Linked DNA regions of Mus musculus: region 2 is linked to region 1. A link is a loop called in an ENCODE intact Hi-C map of the cell type or tissue named here. Cell type or tissue: heart. All regions are shown on one strand. Links, peaks and the distances in the headings refer to the core of each region. The heading gives the core; the rest is flanking DNA. Region 1 has its middle 8.2 kb from the start of Gimap9. Region 2 has its middle 20 kb from the start of Doxl2.

Region 1 (8,321 bases), core at 2,184-4,683:
CTGAACAAAGTGGGAGGAGCTAATGGTGCGTCAGTGTCTGTTGAGCTGATACACTAAGCATGTGCTTATTCTTTACGCTGGGATCCTCTTCTTCCGCACAGAATTCCCTTTGGCTTTATGTCTCTCTCTTCCTGTCCTGAGAAAGAAATCCTGAAGACTCTGACCTTTATAGCTTAAACGGGCTTTGAAAATTGGCTAAATCCTTAAAAGGGAGGGGGAGGTCCAGTGCTGGCACAACCTGTGAATCTACAAGCAAGAAGAATCTAGAACAGCACCGTTTGCAACCTGTGGGTCACGAGCCAGCCAAAAACATATTTCCGGTGGTCTTAGGAACTGAGACACAATTCAGAAGCAAATTAACAGTTATGAAGTAGCAACAAATATGAATGTATTGTTGGAAGGCTCCTAACCATCAGAAATGTTTCCCAATGGTCACAACCCACAAGTTGAAAAACATCCATTTAGAAGAATCACTTGATTATGAGTCCTCTTTTACTACTTTAAATACAATTGTCACCATTTCAGGAAAGACGCCTGCTTTTCCTTCCATCACCACGCTTGTTCTGACACCATGAGCCTAGTCTCTCCCACTGCCTCACTGCTGTCTCCCTAAGACCGAGGCATTAATGTGCCTCAGGTTTCATATCTCACAAGAGGCAAGATGATGTTTATAAGACACTCTGGTGGCCTCCATTCATGCATGTCTCTCTACCATTTCTGACAATAGTCATGGCATCTACCCAATAAATGAAGAATGTAAAAATCTAGCTGTTATTAACAAAACACACTTCTCCCCTCAGCCACACACAGTTCTTGTTGATTATCTTTCAACTTCATTGTCTTCACAGATGGTGTTGGTGGCTTGTGTTCCCACAGATGAAAGGGCTAAGTTGAACAGAATCAACTCTGGGCAAAAGTGTCACACCCCAAACCATCTTAGGTAGTGGGGGTAAGAGAGGATGGGAGAACAAATCCTCCTTCTCCTTTCTCTTCCAGAGAGGAGATGCAAACTTCCAGACAGGGATAGGCAGTCTGAGGTCAGTAGAGAAGAGAAAAGAGCAGAGGGCAGGTTGATTAAACGGAAGCCCTGTGAGGTGGGTGGGCGTGCCCGAGAGTTCCAGATGATTGACACTAGTGAGGTGAGAGAGGAAAAGAGAATCTTTAAGTCCTGAGATGCAAAATAGACACTCGATGATCATCAGCAGATGGGTCAGAGTAGTTTTGCAATCTGTCAGGTTGAACTGATCTTGGCAAAGATCTGGGTAAATTCCAGTAGGGCAGGGACTAGAACAGCAGGGAGGACCCTAGCAGGAAAGCCACACCTAATTTCAGAGAGGTCCTAGGGGTTTCTGCCACTCCCACAACTTGGGCTAGCAGCCTGGTGCCAGTGGCCTCTGCATGCATGCCTCTATCATCTCTGCCATCTTGGTGAGTTGGTTCTGCACCAACTCATACACGTCGTTGGAGTAGTAAGTTTCCCACCCCAACCCTGCTGAACTCCCTCACAAGGCTTGGGAGTAGGCCCAGTAATTGCTCATCCCGTGCCCCGTGCTCACTGCCTGTGACAGGGTTGTCCAGAGTGCACACTCAATCCCACACTCGGCTACCAGCTCCCTCAGTGCACTGTTGTCCCTGCAATGCACGAAATACAGCGGAAATCGCCATCCAGGTAATTCCCTTCTTGCACATGTACACCATTACGCCATTGCCCGCTCCCCAACACCTCTTCACCATGGCCAGTGCTTGGAGCTCCTACGTGGTGAAGCGACACAACTGGGTGACCAGCAATAGCATGTGTGCCCTGGGCACTGAGCACGAAGCAGCGGGCAGGGAGGCCTCAGAGCTGAGGATGTCAGTGTGTTCACCACCTCCACGTGCCAGCTGGCCCACCTTCTAGGTTCTGGCGCAGGTTCTGGTGACTGGCATAGCTTTCTGCCTGGAGAGGAAGCACTTCTGGCCCAGGATGCTGTTGCCAGTGGCACTCTTGCCTGTCCAGGTGCTGCCCACCAGGATGAACTTCAGCTGAGACTCCTGCGAGGCTCAAGAGATCTCTGAGTCTGAGAACCAGATATGGCAGCACTGTGTTAGGGACACAGGCTTTTCTTTGAGATTCACCTTGTATTCAAGCCTTCAGTACAAATGGGAAGGACCCACACTGCCTGCTCCCCTGAGAAGCCTGGTGCTCCCCTGGGAGGCCTGGTGCTCCCATCTGCTTTGGGCTCTCTGAGCTCAGGCTCTTCCCGGATCTCTCCTTTCTGCATCTGGATTCTCTGCATACCTGAAGGTGCTCCTTCAGAGTTTCTTTTTATAAACAAAGTGTTCTTTTATAACCCCCGGGTTTACCAGGGTCTCTGGCCCTGCACACACGGGCCGACCTGATACTGCTTTGACCCTTATGTCCCCACAGGATGCTGGGTGTGGAGCATGGGGGTTGACTGCAGCCCACCACGTGCTCCATGAGTAACCACAGGAAGTGCTCAGTCTAGGACACATCGCAAGACTGGAGAAAACATGGGGCTTTCTCAGGGTTGTTGAAGAAAGTTCATTCACCTTCTTCTGTCTTTCAACTCGCCTGTCTCAAGCCAGCTCTCTCCTCGTGGTTAATTTTTTATTACCTTTTATTTACTTAGGGGGAAAACAGCCATGTCCTGTGGAGGCTAAAGGTCAGCTTTCAGGAGTCCGTTCCCTCCCTCCATCATGTGGGCTCAGAAGCTGAAATCAGCTCATCAGGTTTGGCAGCCTTTACCCACCCAGTCATCTCCCTGACTCCAAATACCCAGTTAATTTAATTTCCCATCCTCCTAACACTGGGGACCTGGTGAGTGAAGCTCACTCTAGGACTGGATTTCCCATCCCGTGTGTGTGTGTTTTTTTTTTGTTGTTGTTGTTGTTGTTTTTTGGTTTTTTTTGTTTTTGTTTTTGTTTTTGTTTTTTTTAATGTGGATACCAGAGTAGGTTCAGGATCCTCCATTCATGCTGTGGTAACCAGTTGACAGGCTGGTCAAAGCTCTGAGCTCCCAGGAAGACAGGATTAGAGACACAGCCGAATGCAGGACCCAGGTCTGGCTGTTTCATCCCAGGGGGTCGGGGCTTCCAGACTCCACCCCTTTCTTACTCTGAGTTCACACACCAGCCAGGATGCTTTGCAGAGAAGGGCTCTTACAAGCGCCTTCTCATCTCTTTCCATCTTCCTCTCCCTGACTCCGTGCTTCTCTCAGTTTTGGTGTCCTCCTTCATGTGCTCATTTCTGCAATCGGGCAAAACCCACCTACAATATCAGGCAAGGTCCAAGGCACAGGACTTCCTGGCGACAAAGCAAGGCTTCTGTCTGCAAGGAATTAAATCTACGTGTGTGCTTTGGGGGGGACAGACAAGTGCTTAGAGACACAGAAGGCACATTTTGTCTGATATTGAATTGTGCCAATCATTTTGGGGTGACATCTAGATTTTTAGTACTAGCACCAGAAGAAACAACCACACTACCTTGAGTTAGAGCCACACTGGGAGAGTACTGGGCATGCCTGGATATGTCTTTTCAGGGGCTCCAAGTACAAAAGACCAAAGGAATGTTGGACTGTACACTCCATGCAATCTTTAGCTCAAATGTAAAACTTCCCTGGGGTTCCAGGTCACAGTAGAAGTTACAGATAGTAGCTGTCCCCAGGAGAAGATGACCAACTCTGAGAACTGTAATCTTTACTCAGTGACTTTGGGGCCTACCTACGCTAGGGAAACATGGAAGAAGAGAGTTTGGGAACTGGAAAAGAAGTTGACCTCTAAGCAGTGTCTTCAAGTAAAGCTGGCTTGTCTAGACACATCTGGATATGGTGTGTGTTCTGGGGGGGGGGGGGACTAGTACCTCCTTTCTACCTTTGTTGTTCTTTTCCCCAGAGCTGAGGGTTTCATAAGTGACTTGATCATGCCTTATCTTCACACTCATCAATACCACTGAGCACTCCCTGGTCATTTGTGCCTGAGCACAGAGATACACTTTCTCGTTAGTCTGATTTCCAGCTCATTTCCCCCCTAATTTCACTCAGCTAACTCCAGCTGAAACCAGATTCTGAATCTCTCCAGTTTTCTCTCCTGTGATCCCAGGGCTACAATCTGCGTCCTTACACGTGTGCTTCTCCATCATTTCCGAGTCTACCTCTTTGTCTCGGCTCAGACTGTTCCAGGTGGTAAATTCCTTCCCATTATCCCTCCAGTGGGTACAATATGAAGAAGGGGCATTCAGTGAAAACACTGACAGTCTGTCTGTGACTGAGAGTCTTTGAGCACACACAGGTTTGGCTACCATTCAACCTTAGGGAATTTCTATTCTGCATTGACATACTCTTCCCCCTCCCTACAGCCTTCAGTAGGACTCACCCTGTAGTCCTGTGTCATTAACTATTTTGCATGTGGAAATTACCAAACTTCAGGAACTGACATCAGAAATGAAGAAACAGCCACAAGATTTGGAGACAGAGAATCTAGCAGAACCTTGAAATCCTGTCCAAGAGGCAAGTTGTGGGAAGCTGTTGCAGAGTGGCAGTTGCAGAGTGGCAGTTGGCTACTGCTGGCCACCACACATACATAGGCAGTGAAGGTTCTTTTGCCAAGACAAGTTAACCAATCAGATGTGAGACATGCCTCTCCTAGGCCTATGTAAGCAGCACCAGTTCTGGGCTCAGGGTCTTTTCGCCTCTACAATCGAGCTCTCTCAATAAACGTGTGCAGAAGGATCCTGTTGCAGCGTCGTTCTTCCTGGCCAGTCGAGCGCGTGCAAGAGCAAGTGTGAAAGTGTTCTGCAGGGGATCCAGAAAGTCCACGAGCCAATTTGTGAGGAAGAATATTGGCAGGGGGAAGCATTGCAATCCCTTCAGCATGCAGACACATCTGGGTGTTCCTAGCTAAGCCAGGAGCTTCACTTGAAGAGCCCAATTCATAAATGATAAAACTTGAACTGTTGGTTGGAGGGAGTCAAATATGTAAGATCTGACAATGTGTGTTCTCCAAGGCGTCTCCAAATCTGACTAACGCAAAGTCTCCCCAAGCCAGAAATTTGGAAATTATCTATGGACAGCTAAAATAATTTTCATAGAGATTTTGATTCATAAACATGTTTCTATACCTTTTTTGTTTTATTGATTTGGGGGCAGGGCTTCACTGTACAGTCTATGTTGTCTAAGAACTTCTGCTCCTGTCTTGGCTTCTCTAGTGTTGGCATTTTGTTTGTTCTCCACAGTTAGTCCCAAAGCCTTATGTTTAGTAAATGTTTCTTGCCTCCTGGTGTCTCTGATGCAGTTGGACCAGGGACCCCAGATTGGGAATTTGTTCTCCTGGTCCCCTCACCGACCCAATGGTAAGAAGAGTCACAGACTTTGGCACTCAGAGGACTCTGGACAACTTGGGTCGGGAAGAGCGTTAACAAAACATGAAGACCACGTTGGTATCCTTCAACATCTCCTGAGAGACACCGTTGTGCCTGGAGCTGAGGAAGCCACAGCTGTAGGGTTGTCACTTTTTTGATAGTTCCCAGGTTTGACTGGTTCACACCATGTCAGCTTTTTGGTTTTTTTTGTTTGTTTGTTTGTTTTTTGTTTTTTCTTGTGGTTTCTATTTGGGGAGTGTATGATATGGCTGTTTGTTTGTTTGTTTGTTTGTTTTTCGAGACAGGGTCTCTCTGTATTGCCCAGGCTGTCCTGATACTCACTCTGTAGATCAGGCTAGCCTTGAACTCAGAAGTCCACCCAGGTACTTCCTTCCCTGGTGCAGACTCGCCTTTCCTGGGGACAGTCTCTGACTGGGCTTGGGGAGGTCCCCACCTCTTACTTTTGTTTCTGGTGTGAGCATGGGCTTCTTCCCAGAGCCTGCCAGAAGTCATCCAGCCTTCTGAGCTGAGTTCAGGGTGTTCAGAGGAAGCCTGATGATGTAAAGCTAGAGGAAGTCTCACCAGTGGGGTGGTGAGCATGTTTTGTAGTGGGTGTCTCCCCTACAAAACTTACCCTCCTAGGGCTAAGAGACCTTAGATCTAAGACATCTTGTCACAGTCACATGGCAGTAATATCTTGTCCCCAGCAGGAGCTGTAACCTAAGAGGAAAATAATAGCTCTTAGAGGCTTTTCTTTACCTCTAGCCTCTGACCATGAATCTACCTCTAGTCATATTTTGACTTTTAGCTATGTTCCTATAACAACAGTCTCCCAGACTGATCGCTGTATGAAGGCTACTCCTCCTGGGGGCTTGCCATCTCATGCTCATCTTCTAAGGCTTTTCCACATATTTCAAATGGATAGGGAATACAGAGGACTTTTGGAATGGCAGTCATTTTCTTACCCCCACCCCCTTTCTTAGACGGGATTTCTTTAGCCCAGGCTGGCCTTGAACTAGCAACATAGCTCAGAATGCCTTTGCCTCCACTTCTTTGCTCTGGCCTCCACTTCTTGATTGGTGAGATTATAGGCATGTGCCATTATATCTGTTTGATGGAGTGCTGGAAATAATCCAGGGCCTGCTGTATACTAAATTTACATTCTAGCAACTGAACCACATCCCCAGACCCTGGAATTGAAATCTATCTACTCCAAGGTTTAATCTAGCCATCTATGCTGGCATCTGCTTCCCCTCTTAGGCATCATGAGAGCTAATGAGATAGCCCATCACTGTGTGAGAGAAGGCTGCACGCAATGTGATGACGTGGGCCATGGGACCACTTAGGTCACACTAGCAAGTTCTATGGTCTTTTCTCATTCTGCAGACTTTCTGAGTTGGTTATTGCAGTGTAGTGCAGAGGTTTATTGATCCATGGGCTAATTGAGTGTAGTCTGATTTTCACAAATTGTTACTAGTTCATCATCTTTGGCAATGGTTCTAGACTCTCCTTGTCCTTCTCATAGCCCTCCATTGTTGTTTTCTGCACTAGAAAATGGAACCCAGAGTTTTGTGCATGGTAAACAAGCTCACTCTACCGCTGAGCTCCGTTTTTAAAACGTTGTGTTTTGAGGCAGGGTCTCTCTCACAAAGTTGCCCAGGCTGGCCTTGAACTCTATCTTGTAAGCTGGCCTTGAGCTTGTGGTCCTCCTGCTTTAGTATCCCAGGTAGCTAGGATTATAGGGCTCTTACCAACAGGCTCTAGATTTTGTTGTTGGTTTTGTTGTTTGATTTTATTTTTCATTTTGTCTTTTGAATTTTTATTTTTAAAGACATTTTATTTATTTATTTGTATTTATGTGAATGCATGTATGCTTGTATGCAAGAGCCTGCAGAGGTCAGAAGAGATGTTGGATTCCCCTGGAATTAGAGTTGCAATGGTTGTGAGTCACTTGATGTGGGTGCTGGGAAGTGAACTCAGGTCCTCTGCAAGAGAGGCAAGTGCTCTTAACCACTGAGGCATTTATAATCCCTATGTTTTGTTTTGCTTTTAAAAGAGAAGTTTTAAGTTCCTAATAAGATTGGGAGGAAGAGATGGCAATATCTCTCATACCCTCACTTATGCATGCCCTCCCCTGTTGTCAATATGGCCACCGGAGTGGTATCACTTAGCTTATACAGCATTATTAGCCGATGTCTACAACTGGCACTTGTTTCACTCTTGGCATATATGCTACAGACTTGGGCAGTGCACGAGAACATATATACACTGATATAGTATCACAGGAAACATTTTACTGTCCTAAAAGTCCTCTAAGCTCAGCTCACTTATGCCATCTCTCCAATCCCTGGCAACTACTGACAATTGTACTATCTCTATAATTTCAAATTTCTAGGATGTTCATCAGGAAACAACATTTTTACTAGTAAGCTCTGCTTAGCAACACACTCCTAAGTGCTTTCATAGTTGCCCCTTACTTATTCTTTGTGTTTAGATAATGCTCTACTGTTCGCATGTACTCAGCTTGCTATTTACTAGCTTGCATCCTGGTTGCTTTCAAGTCTTGATAATTATTCATAAAGTTGATAGAAATATGCACATGTGGAGTTTTATGAGAGCACCATTTTTTTATTCTTTTGGATAATTGTCCAACAATGATATTTCTGGATCATATGTGTAGGCTTAGATTTTTCAAAAACTACTTTAATAAGGGTTCTTAAATGTTTTAACCTCCCTGCTAGCCCACCATCTACCAGAGGTAGTGGAAAGGAAAGGTTAATAGGATAAAGGGAGATGTGGACCTGTTTAGAAATAGTTTAGAAACAGAATAGTTAAGACATAGTTTGGGTGATTCTAATCTTCGATGTCAGGGTGTCAGCTGTTCAGTTCATACAAATTGACAGCAGTAATTTGGTCCACTCTCAAACACTACTTATGAGTCAGGAACAACAGATCTAGAAGATAC
Region 2 (8,321 bases), core at 2,822-5,321, 290 kb after region 1:
ACCACTGGCATTGGCCAAATATTAGGAATTCAATTGAGGCAGCAACAGCACCTACAACCCGAGACAATTCCTGGGATGCTTTTCTGTCCATCCTTGACTGTGATCACCAGGGCCAGGAGATACACAGAAAAAAGAGCTGAGGCTCCCATAGCTCACCAGCTCACCAGGAGATGGGGCAGGCATAATTTCACTATTGTCAAGTGATGCTCACTCTTCTACAGACTCAGTAGCAAAGTGCTGGGGGGCAGGGATGGGGGGCAGGCAGGGAGTAGGAAGTGACCATCAGGTCCAAGACAAAAAGGGTCTTTCATCTGCACCACACACACACCAAGGGTTCAGGGCTCATTATGGATGAGAGGGTAAAAAAAGTTTAAGAGCCAGTGAATGAACACAAGGACATAGTGTCTTCTGGATGCAGCAGGGCAGCTGCATAGACAAACTCAGAGTTGTGATAGTGTGCACAAGTCCTGTGCAAGCTCAAGTCAGACCAAATGCCAGCATGGAGAGGAAAGGTAAGCATGAAATTCTGCTCCTAGCTGAGAAATTATTGGCAACTGAAAGCCTCGGGGAGGGAGTTTTTGTTTGCCTTTTAATACTAATGTTGCCACTCACATGTCAGTGGTTAGGTCAGACAGGGCTGAAGGCTCACTCACCAGGAGGGAAACCATGCCTGGTGCTGGAAACCTAGCCAGCTTCCTGTGACGAGTGAGGTCATAGATGCTAGGGAAGAGTCTATTACCGCCACTCCGAAAGACCAGCATAATCCCTTACTAAATTCTAAATCTTATCAGTATCCCCAGAGACAAATGTAACTACCACCCTTCCTCTTTTTACAGCCAATGGAGACCACCACAGAACACCACAGCTAACACAATGCAGAACTCCATGGACCATGCGAAGCCCAACCCCAACAGACACAGCCGCATCACCGCTACTGAACATACAGCTCAGAGAACATGACAGAGAGAAGAGGAAGAAATATTTTAAGGCCCAAACTACCAGGAAGTCTGCTGTAAAATAGTCTCTCCTACAAATGGGGGCATAAACAAGACTAGAATAATACAATATCAATGGATGTGTTAACTTGGAAGAGGGAAAATTTGGGGGGTGGTCCCACCTCAAGACAAAGAACTATAGACACTAATAAATGCTGAGAGAAGGAGAATTAGCCTCTCTCAAGGACAAGGCCCCTTTGGTTGCCCAATGCAGAGTAGTCAGCCTTGATATATATACATGATATATATATATGTATGTATGTATATATATATATATATATATATATATATATATATATATATACATGATATATATATGTATGTGTATATATATATACATGATATGTATATATATATATGTATGTATGTATGTATGTATGTATATATATGTATGTATATATACATGATATGTTCCTGAGATGCTTTTCTGTCCATCCTTGATGATGTATATATATATCACATGTGTATTCTTTTGTTTTGAGAGAGAGGGGTGAACATCACCAAAAGTGAGTGTAGGAAATTTTCAAAACACAAATTTAAAAATAAAGACTAAAGAATAATTAAGAGGAAAGGCCCTTGCTGAAGCCAGGTCTTAATTGATTTTGAATAGGGACCGAGGTTATGAACTTGGCATGGAGAGCCAAGTGGGGAAAGTTCTCCGAAGAGAAGAATCCAGAAGGAAAATAGTCTTATATGAGTACATTGAGTGCGAGGTATGTTATGCAGAAACACCTTTGGCATCTCCAAGGCTCAGGTCCTGTGGCCCAGCTCCTTGCTGGGATCTCTGGAAAGCAACTTCGCCTCCCTTTGCTTGACTCTTACTCTGAAAGCCATTATTGGGTGAAATGCACCCAAGTATATAGTCTTGTCCCCAGTGTTAGGAGGTGAAAGACACACACCAGACAGAGCTCTGAGCCATCTCTGTGTCTGTCTCAACAAGAGAAAGAGTATTCTCCACATTTCTCCTAAGGGCTACATTCATGTAGGCAAGGTAGTTAATTCCCTATGACAGCAAAGGCTCCTCAGACTCCTTCCACCTACTCACAGCCAGGACTTAAGCAAGGCCTCAGGACCCCGCCCCCTCTGCAGCTGTGAGGACTTGAGCTAAAGACATAGAGAGATATTTGAGTGAAATTCCAACGACCAGTAGAAACCTCTAGCATCAGCCATGAGAAAGACAGCTCCTTTGTTCAGGAATGGCACCATGTGAGGCTCCTCATGGGGTCTAGAACCATCCAGTACAGTTGAGATCTGGAGAAGCCAGGACTAATGACAGTGACAGCAGTCAGCATGTGTGAAGGGCTGAGGCCTCTCAGTGACTCTGCACACTGCAGGGTCCACCACCCCGAATTCCAACCACAGCTACGAGGGTGCATAAAGAAGCAGCCATCAGGGACTCTGAGCACCGATCAACTCTACCATGCTTGCTTGCACACACAGTGCATGGCTGATAATTTGAGGACAGGGCAGGAGGGTGAAAACCTTGGCCAAGCTTTCCCTGAATCTGGAAAGGACGAAGGTCAAACCTGACATGCTTATCTAGCCTTGGTAGGAAAGAGATCCCAAACTTGAATGCACTGTTGCACGGCCAGAGAAGGCTGTCAGGGCAGGATTCTCCATATCCTTGCTTCATACCATCTACAGTACTCAAAATCTCTGATGTGCTGTGGTCCAGACAGTATCATTGGGGTTCACTTTAAAAAGAAGTGTAGCTGGGCATGGTGGTTCATGCCTTTAATTCAGCACTCAGAAAGCAGAGGCAGGTGAATCTCTGTGAGTTTGAGGCCAGCCTGGTCTACAAAATGAGTGCCAGGGCAACCTGGGATAGCCAGAGAAACTTTGTCTTGAAAAAAAAAACACATACATACATGCATATATACATACATACATACATACATACATACATACAAGCATTGCCACCACACTGCTCCTGGAAGACCAGCATTGTCCTGAGCCTGTTGTATTTCTGTTACCTTGCTTCTCTCCACACTCACAGGATATGCATGCTGCTGTTGTCATTATATTTTACCATCGAGCTAATAGAGGCTCAGATTGTTTAACACAACCAAGATAACCAGGTTGTCCTTGGTGGTGTGATTTCCCAGAACTTGAACCCAGGCAGCTTAACCCCAGAGCCTGAATTTGAGCAAATACACTAACATTCAAAATACATCCCCTTGAAAGGGAATTTGTATCATAAAGGCACCCTTTTCTGTTGGCCCAGCGCTCTGTCGGTAGCTCTAGATAACTAAGCCTTGGGTTGCTGTGACTTCAGATGGCTGAAGAATGTTCCCCACTGAGATGACACCAGAAGAAGTGGGGAAATGGAAGAGTTTATGTAAATCAGATTTCACAGATGAGGGGAAGAAGTAAGTACGTGCTCAGCACTGGGAACCGAGGTGGCAACCCAGCTACTCTCGCTCTGGTCTCCACTGGGGCTGGGCATGAAAGCAAAGTCAGCAGAAAAAGCAGACAACTCCTGGGGATGAGCTAGCCTGGGGTATTGGCCTGGAGATGGAAATACTGAAGTCTTCTGCTCTGCTCTGTCCGGAACTCTGGAGCCCTGGGGCTGGTCTGAAGGAACCGGACACAGGATTAAGTGACTGACACCTCAGATGTTACAGATGTTCATGACAATGCCCCAGGTAGACACTTAATGACAATGCCTGAGTGTTCTGGGTCCTGGATTTTGTGGGCTAAAGGCTGTACACAGCTTACTGGAACACATGGAGGAGCTGGAACTGCAGCCATCACGACACCAACTTGGGCCAAGAACTCTGAGTACCTTATAGAGATGCTGCTGCCCAGGAAGAAAGATGTGCTGGGTTTTCTGGATAAAGAGAAAGTACATTCTGAACAAGGAACTCAATATTCTCATCTTTGGCAGCCAGGACCAGTGGAATGTCAGATTGCTGTCAGGCCTCTGCCACAGCCCCTATAGATGAGAGCACTGTCGCTGTCACAGGATAACATGAGTTCCAGATTCTCCAAAGCAGAGTATAGCCTCCTCTGTGACATGCTAGAGGAGGCCACCAAGCCACTGGATGAGGTTTATCTTGGCACTCCCAGATTCCCTCTCTAGACCATGTCATCCAATGTCAGGCCTTCAAGAGTGTGGCCTCTGTTAGGCCTTCAAGAGTGGGGCCTCTGTAGCAGAGCCAGGAAAGTGCACAGCAGGTTTATCTTGCAGAACTGTATGGAAGGACACTTACTGCCCCCTACTGGGCTGAAGACCCTGGGAATTACAGAAGCCCAGATGTTCTGCACTGTAGATCTGCCTTCCTGTAAATGTGATTTCTACAACAGCACAGAGGAGCTGGCTTAGAAATATAAGGATGCAGAAGTGACTATCACGGTCCTCAGGGACCCATTACCCAAGAGCAGAGAGCAACCATCACTCTTACCCTCCTGCAAGTCCTAGGGGAGTTCCCCATCCTAGCACTGGGGCTTCCTTTGATGTAGCCCAGCCCATCTGACATCATTGGTGGTCAAGACTTTGGTACCCAACTGGAATCTAAAAGAGCTAAGTAGAGCTGGAGTTTGCCCATCCTGGATTCACATTCAGTCCAGTCTGTATTACTCAAAATTTCTAAAGCCAAACTATCATCAGAGTCACTCTGAAGAGACATAGATACAACATGCATTCCTGGAAGGCTGCAATTGTCCCCCACGTTTCTCATCTTGTTTCTCTCTGTAACCTTAGAAAATTGCATGTGGCTCCTATCATTTCCATTCTGCACTTGGACAAGGGAGCCCTAGAGACTTTAAAAAGCATGTGCAAGGTCACACAAGCAGCCCTTGGTGTTGTGACCTACCAGGAATTGAACTCAGGGAGCTGAACCCTAAAAACTGTACTTTGAACATACACCTGAAATTTCAAAATGCATGCCCCTAAAAGGTCATTGGTGGTTTTGTTTATCAGTACACTACCTGTCCTGCCAGGACATAAGCCCTTTGCTGCCCAGAATGATCAAGCCTTGATCTGTTGTGACTCATGATGGTCCATGCTAAGAAATTTTCCCCAGTAAGAAAACACCAAGAGAAGGAGGAATCATGAATGCTCTAGATAAGAAAGACTATAAGAGGTTTTCATACCCTGGAGGAAATAAGTGGTTGCAAACAGGGGCCCAGACAGCACTGTGAACTGTGCATAAGGACCCAGAGTCTCCAACTCTGGCTTCAGTTGGGTAAGGGAGGAAGCACAGTTAGTAGGAAAGACAGGACTTAGAGACAAGGTGCTCTGGAGTGCTGACTTGGAGACAGAAATACCTAAGTGTTCTCTCTTCTGCTGAGTTCCAGAGCCATGGAGTTGGCACAAAGGATCTTGGCACTGGGCTGCATGGCCATCGTGTTGGTTCTACAGGAGACCATGGCAGAGTACCCCAGCTGGATGTTGAAAGGCAAGGCCCAGCTGTTCACAGACCTGGGTGCCCAGGAGATGGAGGCTGTGCACAGCTTCCTGATGAGTAGGATGGAGCTGGAGCTGCAGCCATCAGGCACACAGGCTTTGGACAAGAATTCTGTGTTCCTCATTGAGACTCTGCTGCCCAACAAGAAGGAAGTACTAGAGTTTCTGAATAAAGGAATCAAACCTCCTGTGTGGGAAGCCTGTGTCATCATTTTCTTTAGTGCCCAAGAGCACCCCACTGTTACCGAGTTTGCTGTAGGACCCCTGCCATCTATATGAGAAAACTCCCCCAGGCCCAGAGAAACATTAATCCTGAGCATCCAGACCCATGTCCAAAGCAGAGTGAAGCCTTCTCTACCACAGAATCAAGAAGGCCACCACACGAAGAGGCCACAGGGGAGGAGTTTTTCCTTGGCACCACCAGCTTCTCATTGGATCAATGCAATGGCCAGTGTCTGGCCTTCACCCATGTGGTCCCCATAGTATGGATAGAGGCTGTGCATAGCTTTCAGATGAGCAGGATAGAGCTGGAACTGCAGCCATCCAGTACACAGGCTTTAAACGATAACTTTATGTTCCTCTTTGGGGCGCTGCTGCCCACGAAGGATTTGACAGGATTTCAGAATAAAGGAAAGATGCTTCCTGTGTGGAGATCCTGTGTCGTCATCTTCTCCAGTGCCCAGTGACACTCCAGCAGCTGTTGACTTGTTCAATGTTGAGGACCTGCACAGGGCAAAACAGTTCTGTTCCAAAGACAAATTAATAGATTGCTCCTCCTTTTCTCCTTATGCTTCTAGGCCCCCAAAGCAGTTTCCATACACTGCAGACCAGACAGGAAAATATCACTAACCCCAGGAACACAAGACATCACCAGGTTCAGTCCCTGCAGCTGAACAGGTGCAGTGCTCCCAGGAGTGTAAGACCACCTTCTGATTTGGACAGACTCTACCTCAGTATCTGTTCTTTATCAGCCCCAAGTAGAACCTAGAGGGTCACAGGCACAGCTACTGCCTACACCTCTGCCCTGGGCTCAGAAGGTGCTACTGTCTCCCTGGTTTCTTCTCTACCTGCAGGTTCTGCCTGGCAGTGACCAAGCATCAGGAGCCTGAGCAGACTGGCACCAACCTATACAACCAGGACCATCCAGGGAGCCCCTTGGGTCTTGGAGAGCTTCCTTGAGAACAATAACATCATTGAAGATGAGGTACTAACCCAGTCCTCTGGTCTCTATGTGGACCTGTTTCTGGTCCTTATAGTGTGGTCCTTCGCAGGACAGAGAGCAAGTTCAGAGGTCGTGACATATAAGCCTATCTCTTTTAAATGGGACTAGGGATATCTCAGGAAGTTTATAGACACATCTAAAACTTCCCCAGTCAGAGTACCTTCAGGAGGTCAGTACTTAATATGTCCCTGCCCAGTGAGCCTGTGTCTGTCCCATGAGATCTGGTGGCCTGGGTCACAGTGACCTTTCTGGACAGCCCTGATATTAAAGACATCCCCAACATAGCTGGCTATACCTAGAAACTCCACAGTCTTCTTGCACTAGGTCTTCAAATTTTCCCATGGCATCCAGAAAAACCGATGAACAATGGCCACAACTCTGTCAGAAAGTGGACAGTCAAAAGCAGGGACTGCCTGATGCCTCCTCCAACTATGAAGGAAGAACCTATAATCCAGTGTGAAAAGGCCCAGCCTCAGGACCTGGATAACAGCCCCAAAGGCCCACAGATTCAAACAAAAGTCCTTCCAGTGTCCACCCTAGCACACTTAATCCTAGGAGCAGATGGAGGACATGGGCCACACCCACGCACAGATGGGTGACTTTGGGCTTCACTCATTTGTGTACAGAAATCTCCCAAAAGGCCACATGGTCAAGACAAAGAAAGTCCACTGGGGTAGTAGATTTCTCTATCAGTTGGGTTTTCAGGCCTTTGGCTCCCTCTCATGGAGGCTGCAGGGGAACTGTATGATAGGAGGGATTCACATGCTGAAGGTAGCAGCTATAGGGAAATTAACAAAAATACTAGTACCTCAGTCCATCACCTCAGAGATGTCCCTAAGACATAGCTATAAAAGCACTCAAGATATGTGTGTGTGTGTGTGTGTGTGTGTGTGTGTGTTGCTTCATTGCACTTTTGTCTATAACCAACTTTCCTTCTGTGGGGATAAGCATTTCAGTGAGCTGGGATATAGTTGTTCTTGGTGCCAGGTGATGGGGGGGGGGGGGATTATGAGTCAGGAAAGTCTGGGGGTGATAAGGAAACCCAGAGGTGGGTATTAAATGGGAGGAGGAAAAATGACAGATTACATGATAGTAAGCTGGCTTTCTGTAAAGATGAGAAAGAAAGAAAGAAAGAAAGAAAGAAAGAAAGAAAGAAAGAAAGAAAGAAAGAAAGAAAGAAAGGAAGGAAGGAAGGAAGGAAGAAAGGAAGAAAGAAAGAAAGAAGGAAGGAAGGAAGGAAGGAAGGAAGGAAGGAAGGAAGGAAGAAAGAAAGAAAGGAAGGAAGGAAGGAAGGAAGGCAAGAAGAAAGAAAGAAAGAAAGAAAGGAAGGAAGGAAGAAAGAAAGGAAGAAAGAAAGAAGGAAGGAAGGAAGGAAGGAAGGAAGGAAGAAAGAAAGAAAGAAAGAAAGAAAGGAAGGAAGGAAGGAAGGAAGGAAGGCAAGAAGAAAGAAAGAAAGAAAGAAAGAAAGAAAGAAAGAAAGAAAGAAAGAAAGAAAGAAAGAAAGAAAGAAAGAAAGAAAGAAAGGAAGGAAGGAAGAAAGAAAGAAAGAAAGAAAGAAAGAAAGAAAGAAAGGCAAGAAGGAAGGAAGGAAGGAAGGAAGGAAGGAAGGAAGGAAGGAAGGAAGAAAGAAAGGAAGAAAGGAAGGAAGGCAGGAAGGGGGCTGGTAAGATGGCTCAGCAGGTAATAGCACCGACTG

Evidence for each region. Peaks named below come from ENCODE experiments on the same cell type or tissue, not always from the same donor. Only the 100,000 strongest peaks of a DNase experiment are listed, where the experiment ranks them.
Region 2: it touches region 1 in a loop (5-fold over the local background); 2 of 42 quality-filtered maps call a loop at or near these places.

The regions. Positions count from the first base shown.
Region 1 is chr6:48,663,806-48,672,126 of GRCm38, forward strand. It overlaps the pseudogene Gm44262. Among named protein-coding and RNA genes, the nearest start is that of Gimap9, 8.2 kb to the right of the region's middle. In heart, for the core only: no CTCF peak of the experiment used is centred there; no DNase peak of the experiment used is centred there.
Region 2 is chr6:48,950,961-48,959,281 of GRCm38, forward strand. It overlaps the pseudogene Gm18538. Among named protein-coding and RNA genes, the nearest start is that of Doxl2, 20 kb to the right of the region's middle. In heart, for the core only: a CTCF peak has its summit at 4,218 (motif pointing left); no DNase peak of the experiment used is centred there.